Linked DNA regions of Homo sapiens: region 2 is linked to region 1. Evidence: chromatin loops called from intact Hi-C (ENCODE). Cell type or tissue: HCT116. All regions are shown on one strand.

The links. Peaks named below come from ENCODE experiments on the same cell type or tissue, not always from the same donor. Only the 100,000 strongest peaks of a DNase experiment are listed, where the experiment ranks them.
Region 2: it touches region 1 in a loop (9-fold over the local background); 5 of 110 quality-filtered maps call a loop at or near these places.

What each region holds. Positions count from the first base shown.
Region 1 is chr7:83,408,686-83,413,685 of GRCh38, forward strand. The region is part of intron 5 of SEMA3E (semaphorin 3E); the gene reads right to left. Among named protein-coding and RNA genes, the nearest start is that of SEMA3E, 240 kb to the right of the region's middle. In HCT116, a CTCF peak has its summit at 2,515 (motif pointing right); a DNase peak (open chromatin) is centred at 2,506.
Region 2 is chr7:83,926,786-83,931,785 of GRCh38, forward strand. It overlaps LOC107986745 (a long non-coding RNA gene), which reads right to left and starts at 1,092. Exons shown (of 3, transcript XR_001745027.1): 1 at 991-1,092; 2 at 755-885. In HCT116, no CTCF peak of the experiment used is centred here; no DNase peak of the experiment used is centred here.

The DNA of each region.
Region 1 (5,000 bases):
AGTTGCTAAGTTCCCTGTGCCTCAGTTTCCTCATTTAGAAATTAGAAAAGTAATTGCATTCAGTAAGATAGTTAAGAGCAAAGCACTTGGAAGATCAGCTGGTAAATAGTAAGACCTATATGAGTTTTTGGTAAATACCTTGGCTTCATTTATTTTCCTAGACTTCTTTTAACCTCCCTATCATCAGGGCTTTATCATTATGATTGTTATTGTGATGATTACAGGTTTTATATGTCAGTCAGCTAATTCAAATCCTTCTTGTAACAAGATACTGCTATCATGAATATGATTTTAGTGTGGGAACAACAAAGTCTAACAAAGATGATATAATCCAATCAGTTGTCATTCAATTTGTAAATTTGTGGCTCAGTCAGATAGGAAGGATATAAAAAGCGCTCAAAATTTAATCAGACAGTCAACAAAATGATTGAAGGAAGTTAGTTGCAACATGTGGTGGCAGTCACAGTCTTAAAATCAGACTGAGAAATTACATAATGTATTCAGGGTCTCAGGAAATAACCATGTGTCTTTTGAGTAAGAAAAAAGACATTAAAATAACTTAAGGGAGAGTATAACTTGAACTCCAGGAAGATCAATAGCTCTGAAGCATAGGGACTTAGAATCCTTTCCCAAAACTCACAAGAGGTAATCAGTGTGCCCATCAGTTTTACCAGAAGGATGTCCTGGCCATACCCGGCTCAGTTGTCCTGTCTGGAGCAAAAATCTCTGGCCAAGAAACAAATGATAACAGCAGATTGCTGGAAACAGCAACCTCAAAGCAAAGTGGTAAAATTGTTTTCTTAATGAGTGGCATATAACATTGGTCTAGTTCTAAAACAGATATGATTATTATATTACATAGTACTAATGCTTTTTTGTTAAGTTTGCAATGTGTATGCATACACATATTTAAAATGCTTTAAAGGTTAAGAGATTTCAAAATTAATTGTATTTCCAACTTAATATATCTAATTATGTAATTAATTTTATAATTAGGATTATTAAAGTTGCAGGTATAAGAATTTGACCAAATATATAAACAGAATTTAAAAGATATTGAATACTTTATTTATAAATTTTATTTATTAGAACTTTAAAAATTGTTTAATTATTTATGAAGGACTTTTTTCCCAAGGTAAGGTCTTTAAAGCTTTGGAAAACTTCAGAAGTGTAAGCATTTTTGTATGATTTAACATTTGAGAAAATGATCAATTAAATTATATATAAGACAAATTAAAAGGAAGTTTATTTTCAACTTGCATTAACTATTAATATTTTAAAGGTAAAGATGATTGCTTTTGTTATACCAAATTTAGAATAATATGATATAAATTAAACTCAAAGATTAAAAAAATAAGCTTTAGAAGTACTACTATAATAGTCTTTTTCATTTTAAAAAGATAAATAATTCTAATTAGTTTTTCTCTGTTCACAAAATCCTCTATGGATGCCTAAAACACTCTATGAGATACAAATAAATACAATCTATGGTTTCCAAAAAAGAATTCATTTTAAAATTATATATTCTAAATGAGAGAGGAAAAAGTAAATGTGTCAGAGTGTTAACAATTGGTGAATCAAGGTAAATGGTATACAGGTGTTAATTTTAGTTTTACTTCAAATTTCTTTGTATTTGAAAATTTTCAAGATCACAGAGTTTTTAAAAAGATATATTTGTTGAGTTCTTCTAGTATATTCAACTTACGCTAAGTGAGAGGTATGATGTAAGGAAAATAACAAAAACTAAATGACTATTTAAATCTGGACTTAACAATATATAATTTGGTAGAGAAAAGTTATGTTAGAACTCTTAAGCATATCATGTTATTTGATAATAGAAAGGGAAAAGATTAACATAATTTTTTATCAAAGTCATTTAATTAGTGCTGTCTTTCCCAGAAATTTTATGTCTATGTTTGAAGAAGTAGTATTTTGAGACCAAATGCATAAATGCATTCAGTGGTTAGGAATATGACCTGTTACCTGGAATTCAGTCTGCATTATTTGAACATGGATAAAAGAGAGTCATTAAAAGGACTTTGGAATCATCAACTCTATGGCATAAACAACCAAGTTGACACTTAAAAAAATTGACTATTAACACATGAGTGAGGATTTCTCTGAAATATTTTTGTTTTTAATTATTATAGTTGAGTTATGTTTACCACACCAAATATAAAGACCAGCTTGTTAAATGGTTGAAAATATAATTTATTTCGCTACTGTGGGCTGGTCTGAATCTTTAATGTATAATGGGAATGAAGATTAGATTTCTTTAAAATCATGAGTTTTCTATTCTTTACATTTTTAATATTTGATTTTATATCTTAAAGTATTTTAGACTTTGATAATTGAAAATATTTTTATGGGAAAATAATATTTATATTAGTACACTTCGATTTTAATGGATTTATCCTAATTTGGAACATTGTTTCAAAATTATCGTTTTAACCAATGCTATAAAATTAACAAACAAGTATTCCTTGGAGCCACTAGGTGGCAGCCCTATGATGCTAGATAATACCATATTCAGAGACAATTCTCTGCACAAGAGAAAAAATAATGTATTCTCAATGTTACCCAGTTTCCCATTTTGCACTCAGGACAGAGAAAATTGTGAGCAATTCCCATAACACAATATGAACTGTATGACTTGAATTTCAAAGACACTATATAGGTGCTAAAAACTGTAAGCAACGTAAATAGAAACAAATGTGTTTCTGTTGGAAATGTTAGGTTTTCCTCAGAAGGGAGAGATATTCCTTTCATATCTTCATATCAATGCAAATTTAAAAAAATTCATAGTAATTGATAATAATTATGTTTAGCAAAATACTTTCCTAAGAAAATTAGAAAAGAAAGACAACACATTAGTGAAAAATAAATAATAATATTAATAAAACCTTAGGTAAAATAATACCTAATAGTAATTAAGTAAGCAAAAATACTGGGCATTATTAAAATTTTTAATACAATTTGTAGGAAATACATAGTCTCTAATTAAATTTATTATAACTATTTGGTATCAGAAAAGTTGTGAATCAATACATTGATCTTTTACAGAATGCAAAAATAACATCTAGATAAATCATATTTTCATGGATTAAAATAGGAAAACATTTTATAAAAAGATTAAAATACCTTTTAGGGCTTCAGTTATAACAGAAGAACTATCTAAGGATTTAGTTTTCTATGTCTATGGAGATGGGCGAGTTTAACAACTTCTCACACTCAACAATAGTCTTTATATAGAGAAGAAAGAATAGTAGAAATAGTTCTGCAGTGGAAATCTGGCAAGCCAAGTCTCTAGCTCAAAATCTGCTGTTTGACCACCACAAACTGCTCAAAATCTCAAGGTCTCAGTTATCTGCAGAATCAAAGAGACTGCCATGTAATTCTCGGAAACTGCCAAGCTTTTATGTTCTCTCTGCTCTTTGGCCTAGAATTCCACACCTCTCTTCTCACTTCACCTTCCTTTTGCCTGGTTATTGTCCGCTTTTTCCATGACACCTTGTCTGGCCAAACTTTTTTAGTGTAGTGGTTCCTAGTGCCACTGTAGCTCTGGTACCTATTTCTATCCTACTGCTCATCCAACTATATTTTTATTGACTCCTTGTGTGTTTGAAATGATGCCTCATTAATGTCTGAAATACAAAAAATGCTCAATAAATATCTGTTGAATCAAAGAATGGCTTAATGAGTTCATAATTAAATATATCAGAAGTTCCTTTCAGGGTTTAAAAAAGGTTATGAAAGGCTGTGAAGTGTCAACAATCAGGGCCAGGTGCAGTGATTCTCGCCTGTAATCCCAGCACTTTGTGCAGCCCAGGCCGGAGGATCGCTTGAGTTCAGATGTTCAAGATCAGCCTGGGCAACATAAAGAGACCCCCATCTCTACAAATAATAATAATAATGATAAATAATAAAGTAGCTGGGCATGGGGGCCTACACCTGTGGTCCCAGCTACTCAGGAGGCTGAGGTGGGAGAATCTCTTGAGCCAGGCAGGTAGAGGCTGCAGTGAACTATGATTGTGCTACTGCACTCCAGCCGAGCCAGACCCTGCCTAAAAAAAGATAAAAAAAAAAAAAAAAACACACAGGATAAGATCTTAACTTTTAAAAACTGTTTCAGAGAGAAAATATCAAACGAAAGAAAAGGCTATTGGGAATTTACGTGGATAACAAATTTGAATTTTTGTTCCTTGAGGGCCTTACGTTATTAATTTTAATAGATTAAAACAGGAACTCTATTTTTTTCAAAAATTGATCCCCAAGAATTTCAGCCCAAAGGACATTATATTGTGATTAAAAGAGTGTGTCAACACTAAATTGCTTATGTGAAAGAAAATAAGACAATCATTTGACTCTTTGAAATAGATAAAAACACATTCTTTATATTAATTCTAAAATGTGTAACTAAAATACTTTTCTATATAACTCCTTTTTTTTACAATGTGAACTCTAGTTGAAGTTTTAATTAAATCCATTGCATTGCCTTAATATTTTATGGAACGTATCAAGAGTTTTGTTCATGGACTATATATTATCTGAGTTTTTATTTACCATGTTGGATTTTAATTGTATAACAAGAAAAATTCACAGTAGTGTTTCATGACCTTCTTATCTTGTTAAGTTTTACTCAAGCATTGCTTCTGTTTATGTTATAAATGTATGTTATGCAAATCTAAATAATGTGAAACATATTTGCCTCATGGAACAGCATATGGCTAAAGACTGATTTAGCTGCCTCACTTTATAACTGAATTTTATAATTTTGTTAGAACATTATTCTATTGTGGATGGACTGTTTTGCAGAATCACTATGACATGCATAGCTACAAAGAGAAACAAAATGCACTTGGGAGGATGAGGATGGATGAAAATGACTCACATATTTCAACATCCCGGTTCACACTCACATTCTGCTTAGGATGCTGAAAGAAACCAGGAAGAATGTGAGATTCTGAATGTGTGATTTTATTAGGCATTTAGCTGTTGTT
Region 2 (5,000 bases), 520 kb after region 1:
TATTTTGAAAAGACTATTTTTCCCCATTGAATTTTCTTGGCACTGTTGTTGAAAATCAATTGACCGTTAGTGTAGTTGTTTATTTCTAGACTCTAAAACAGATTTCATTGTTCTATATGTCTAGTCTTAGGCCAGTATCACACTGATTACTGTAGCTTTGTAGTAAGCTTTGAAATTAGGAAGTGTGAGTCTTACAACTTCACATCTCCTTTTCATAATTATTTGGCTCTTCTGGGTCCCTTGCAATTCCATGTGAATTTTAGAATCAACCTGCCAATTTCTAAAAAGAAGGCAGCTGGGATTCTGATATGAGTAGCTCACTCACCCTGGGAGTGTCAAGAGGACACAACTTACACTAAAACTTTGAGGAACAGATTTGTAAGGGCAGCCCCGGTATCCATGGAGAACTCTGTGGTCATTCTTCTCTGTAGGTCAGAAATTGTACTGGAATCTGCTGCCCTGAACTGGAAGTATTAAGTGCAATGGGGATAATCAGATCCCATGGTGGCAGAGTCCAAGTGGTGTCACTTAATTGCAAAAGGAAGTGATTGTGCTTACTGTAAAGAACAGCAGAGTCAAAGCAGATCAGAATAGCCTGTCCCTGTAAGTGAAATAGATGAGCATTCTGTTAAATTCTCACTCGATCTTTATAGATAAAATAGTCCTAGGTCAAGTAAATAGAAGTCTAATTTCACTTATGAAAACATAGTTACAGCTTCTTGATCAATTCCCAGACTTGAGTCAGTTTACAGACCTGAAACTCTTTGAATGAAGGGGCAGTCAGGTCACCTTGAAGAAAAACCTGGATACACTGCCAAAAATCCATACTGTTACTCTTTCATCGGTTTTCTGCCAAGGAACCTGTAGACTTTTACTAGGATGACTCTGCATTGGGAAAAGAAAATAATCAGCCTTTTGGTGTATTATTGGACACTGGCTCAGATTAACACTAATTTTAGAAGACCCAAAACATTACTATGGTCCACTCACCAGTCTTACTAGGGGCTTGTGGAGGACCAGTGATCAAAGGAGTTTTAGCATAGGTCTGTCTCACAGTGGGTCCAGTGAGTCTGTAGATACATCCTCTAGTAATTTTTCAGTTCTGAAATGGATATTAGGAATATACATACTCAGTAACTGGAAGAATCACCATATTTGTTTGCTGATCTGCAAAGTATGGGCTATTAAGGTGAGAAACTCCAAGTGGAAGCCACTAAAATTGCTGTACCTAGGAAAATAGTAAACCAAAAATAATACTGTATTCCTGGAGAAATTACAGAGATGAGTGCCATTATCAGACACTTGTCGGGTTTAAATAATATGTCCAGCCCTGTCACTGATAAGACTATTTATTAAGTCAATAGAAACATTACTCACAGTGCTTTTAATATAAGTAATATTAAAACCTATTTTATCGTTTCAAAGGAAAGGAGTGTCATCTTTCCATTTCCAGTGTCATAACATGTAGTTACAAAATACTAATCTGTATACACATTATATATGAAAAAATATGTTATCTTATATACCTAGAGTACTAGAAAATGCTTAACTTCCACACGTCTCACTAGTATTCTTTGGCAAATATTTGTTGAATGCACATTCCTTTAAAAATCAAAACCATGGGATTAGTTATCTCCTATATTAATTTCTTGTTGTCACCAGAGTAGAATACCAAACATTTGTAAATTTGTTGTTCACATCAAGCAATATCCATTTATTATCTCTCAATTTCACTGGGCCAGAAGTCTAGGCACCATGCAGCTTGGCTGCTTCTCTGTTCTGCATTGCAAAAGGAACACATCAAGTTGTGGGCAAGACTATTCTTTCATGGAGGATCTAGTGACAAATCCATTCCCAAACTAATTCAGGTTGTTGTCAGAATTCAGTTTGAGTGGCATTATTTTACATTTTAGCAACTTTCTATAATATCTGGCAGTAAAAAAGAGCAAGATTCTCCTGTCATCTTCTGTCACATTGCACAGAGAAGGGTGCCTCTAAAAAACTCCACTGTACACCTATGTATGAATGAAGGTGAAAAGGCAAATGATGCATTAGTATTATTAATATATTTTTGACCTTATGAATCCACTGAATGGACTTGGGGTTCCCAAGGGGTCCACAGAAAACACATTGAGACCCACTTTTCTAGTGGAAAAAGAGATAAAAAGATTATTTAGTGGAGTGACAAGTGAGGAAAAGGATCACACAAAGTGTTCACTTGTAACTAAGTCTCTAGCTTATCATGCTATAGAGGGCATCATTCTCAACCTTAAGTTGTCCTTCCCAAGCCAGAGCATAAGAGGAAAGGACAACAATAAATTCCAACATGTATTTTAATTTACTTTAGAATGAATTTAAGAAGAAGTAGTTGTGTGAGAAAATGTATCAAGATTTTCTATTTCCTTGATCTTTAACAAATTATTCTTGTATTTTTTTGACCTGTAGTTGGAGAGGCCAATGCTCTTAGGTTTTCAAACTATCATTTAGAACCAACTGCTCCTCACTAAAACTCATCATAGCAGGAGCTAGGTTTTCTACTAGCAGCTGGTTTAAGTTGCCACCTACCTTCTACTTATAATAAATTTTCAATAATTTTGTTTATTTGTTTTTCAACTTTTATTTTTATTTCAGGAGTACACATGCAAGTTTGTTATATATTAGATTGGTCCAAAAGTAATTGCAGTCTTTGCCATTAAAAATAATGGAAAAATGACAATTACTTTTGGACCAACCTAATAGGTAAACTCATGTCAAGGGGGTTTGTTGTACAGATTATTTCATCACCCAGGTTCTAAGTCTAGTGCTCAACAGTATTGTTTTTTTGCTCCACCTTTTCCTCCCACCCTCAAGTAAGTGCCAGTGTCTGTTTCCGTGTGTTCTCATCATTTAGCTCCCACTTATAAGTGATGACGTGCAGTAATTTGTTTTCTGTTCCTGTGTTAGTTTGCTAAGGATAGTGGCCTCCAGTTCCATCCATGTTCCCACAAAAGACATAATCTCATTATTTTTATGGCTGCATAGTATTCCATGGTGTATATGCACTACATTTTCTTTATACAATCCATCACTGTTGGGCATTTAGGTGGATTCCGTGTCTTTGCTACTGTGAATAGTGCTGCAATGGACACGTGCGCATGTGTCGCTGTATTAGAATGATTTCTAATCCTCTGATATATACCCAGTAGTGGGATTGCTGGATTGAATGGTAGTTCTGTTTTTAGGTCTTTGAGGAATTGCCACACTGCTTTTCACAATGATTGAACTAATTTATACTCCCAATAACAGTGTATAAGTGTTCCCTTTTCTCTGCAACCTGGCCAGTGTCTCTTATTTTTTGACATTTTAGTAATAGCCAATGTGACTGGTATGAGATGGTGTCTCATTGTAGTTTTGATTTGCATTTTTCTAACAATCAGTGATATTGAGCTTTTATTCATATGCTTCTTGGCCACATGAGTAATTTATTTTAAAAAGCTTAAAGCCATTTCTCTTTTTCTCAACAAAAACAAAGGAAATACTGGGCAGCTGTATTAGTCCGTACTTATGCCGCTGTAAAGATCCTGCCTGAGACTGGGTAGCCTTTATGCAAAGGAATTTTAATTGACTGACAGTTCTGCAAGGCTGGGGAGGCCTCAGGAAACTTACAATCATGGCAAAAGGGGAAGCAGGCATCTTCTACACAATGTGGCAGGAGAAAGTCTGAGTGTGTAAAGGAGGAACTGACAAATACTTATAAAACCATCAGATCTTGTGAGAACTCACTCACTATCATGAGAATAGCATGGGGAAAACTGCCCCCATAATCCAATCCCCTCCACCAGGTCCCTCCCTTGACATATGGGGATTATAGGGATTACAATTAAAGATGAGATTTGGGTGGGGACACAGCCAAACCATGTCAGCAGCTGAACATGATCTTTTAGTGGGTGTGTACTTAAAATAATTTTCTCCATGATTGCTGACAAACTGCTTTCTGGCCTCAACTCTTTTATTCAGAGTCCTGTTAGAGTATTTAGTTCCTGAATATGATTACCTTAATCCTGAGGGGAAAAATGAATAAATGAATGTAACGTTCATATACATTTCATTCATTGGAATGACATTTTTTCATTCACATTACTAGTTGTTAGGCCCTATAATTCACAATTTCTTTTATCTTCACCTATAACAAATGGCCCTGTGAATTATTTATTTACCCGATGTAATACCAGATTTCTCTACTTTATTAGCTGGTTTATAAACCAGAAAATTAAGAGTTGTCTAGCATCCTTTGTGAATCATTTTAAAAAGTTGATGCTTTTAGAGCAGATGGGAAAAGAGCAACAGATTAGGAAATGTGCACAGAGATACAGCATGTGATGTTGGGCAAAATATGTTTCAAAAATAAAATCAGTTATGCTTTTGGTGTAATAATAAGCTCTTTCCCCATTTATTTTCATTGATTCATCAGTTATTTGGTTATTTATTAACAGCTCTTGATCTTGGATCCTGGGTCAGGCACTGGGCTGGGCACTGAGAATACATTTGTCAAAACACATACAGTCAGGCCTTGGTAAGTTCACCTTAATCAAGGGCATTTCAAGCTGGTAGCATGCAGCCTAAATCCAGCCTAGAGACATCCAAAACAGTGTGCTTTCTTTTTGTTTTTGATTGTCTTATCACTTACAAAGTTTTATCACTGCCCATAAGCCACAGGTAACTGGCTTCTAAGCCATATTCTAGTTAGCGAAGCAAGCACACCACAGAAAAGGTAGTTTCCTTGAGATGCTTTCATTGTACTGGGGGAGGTAGGCAAACACAAAATTCGTTGGGAAAGGCACTGTAATTTTGTGAGATCATTGTCAAGGGAGATGCTAAATCTTTGGTGGGAGAAAGAGTTGGAGAAGATTTTATAGAGGTACCATTTGAGCTAGAATTGTAGCATTTTTAAAAGGCACAAAAGCATCTTCCAGGCAAGGGCTGAGAAACACTGCAGATCATTGTATGTTTGGGAGAGTACC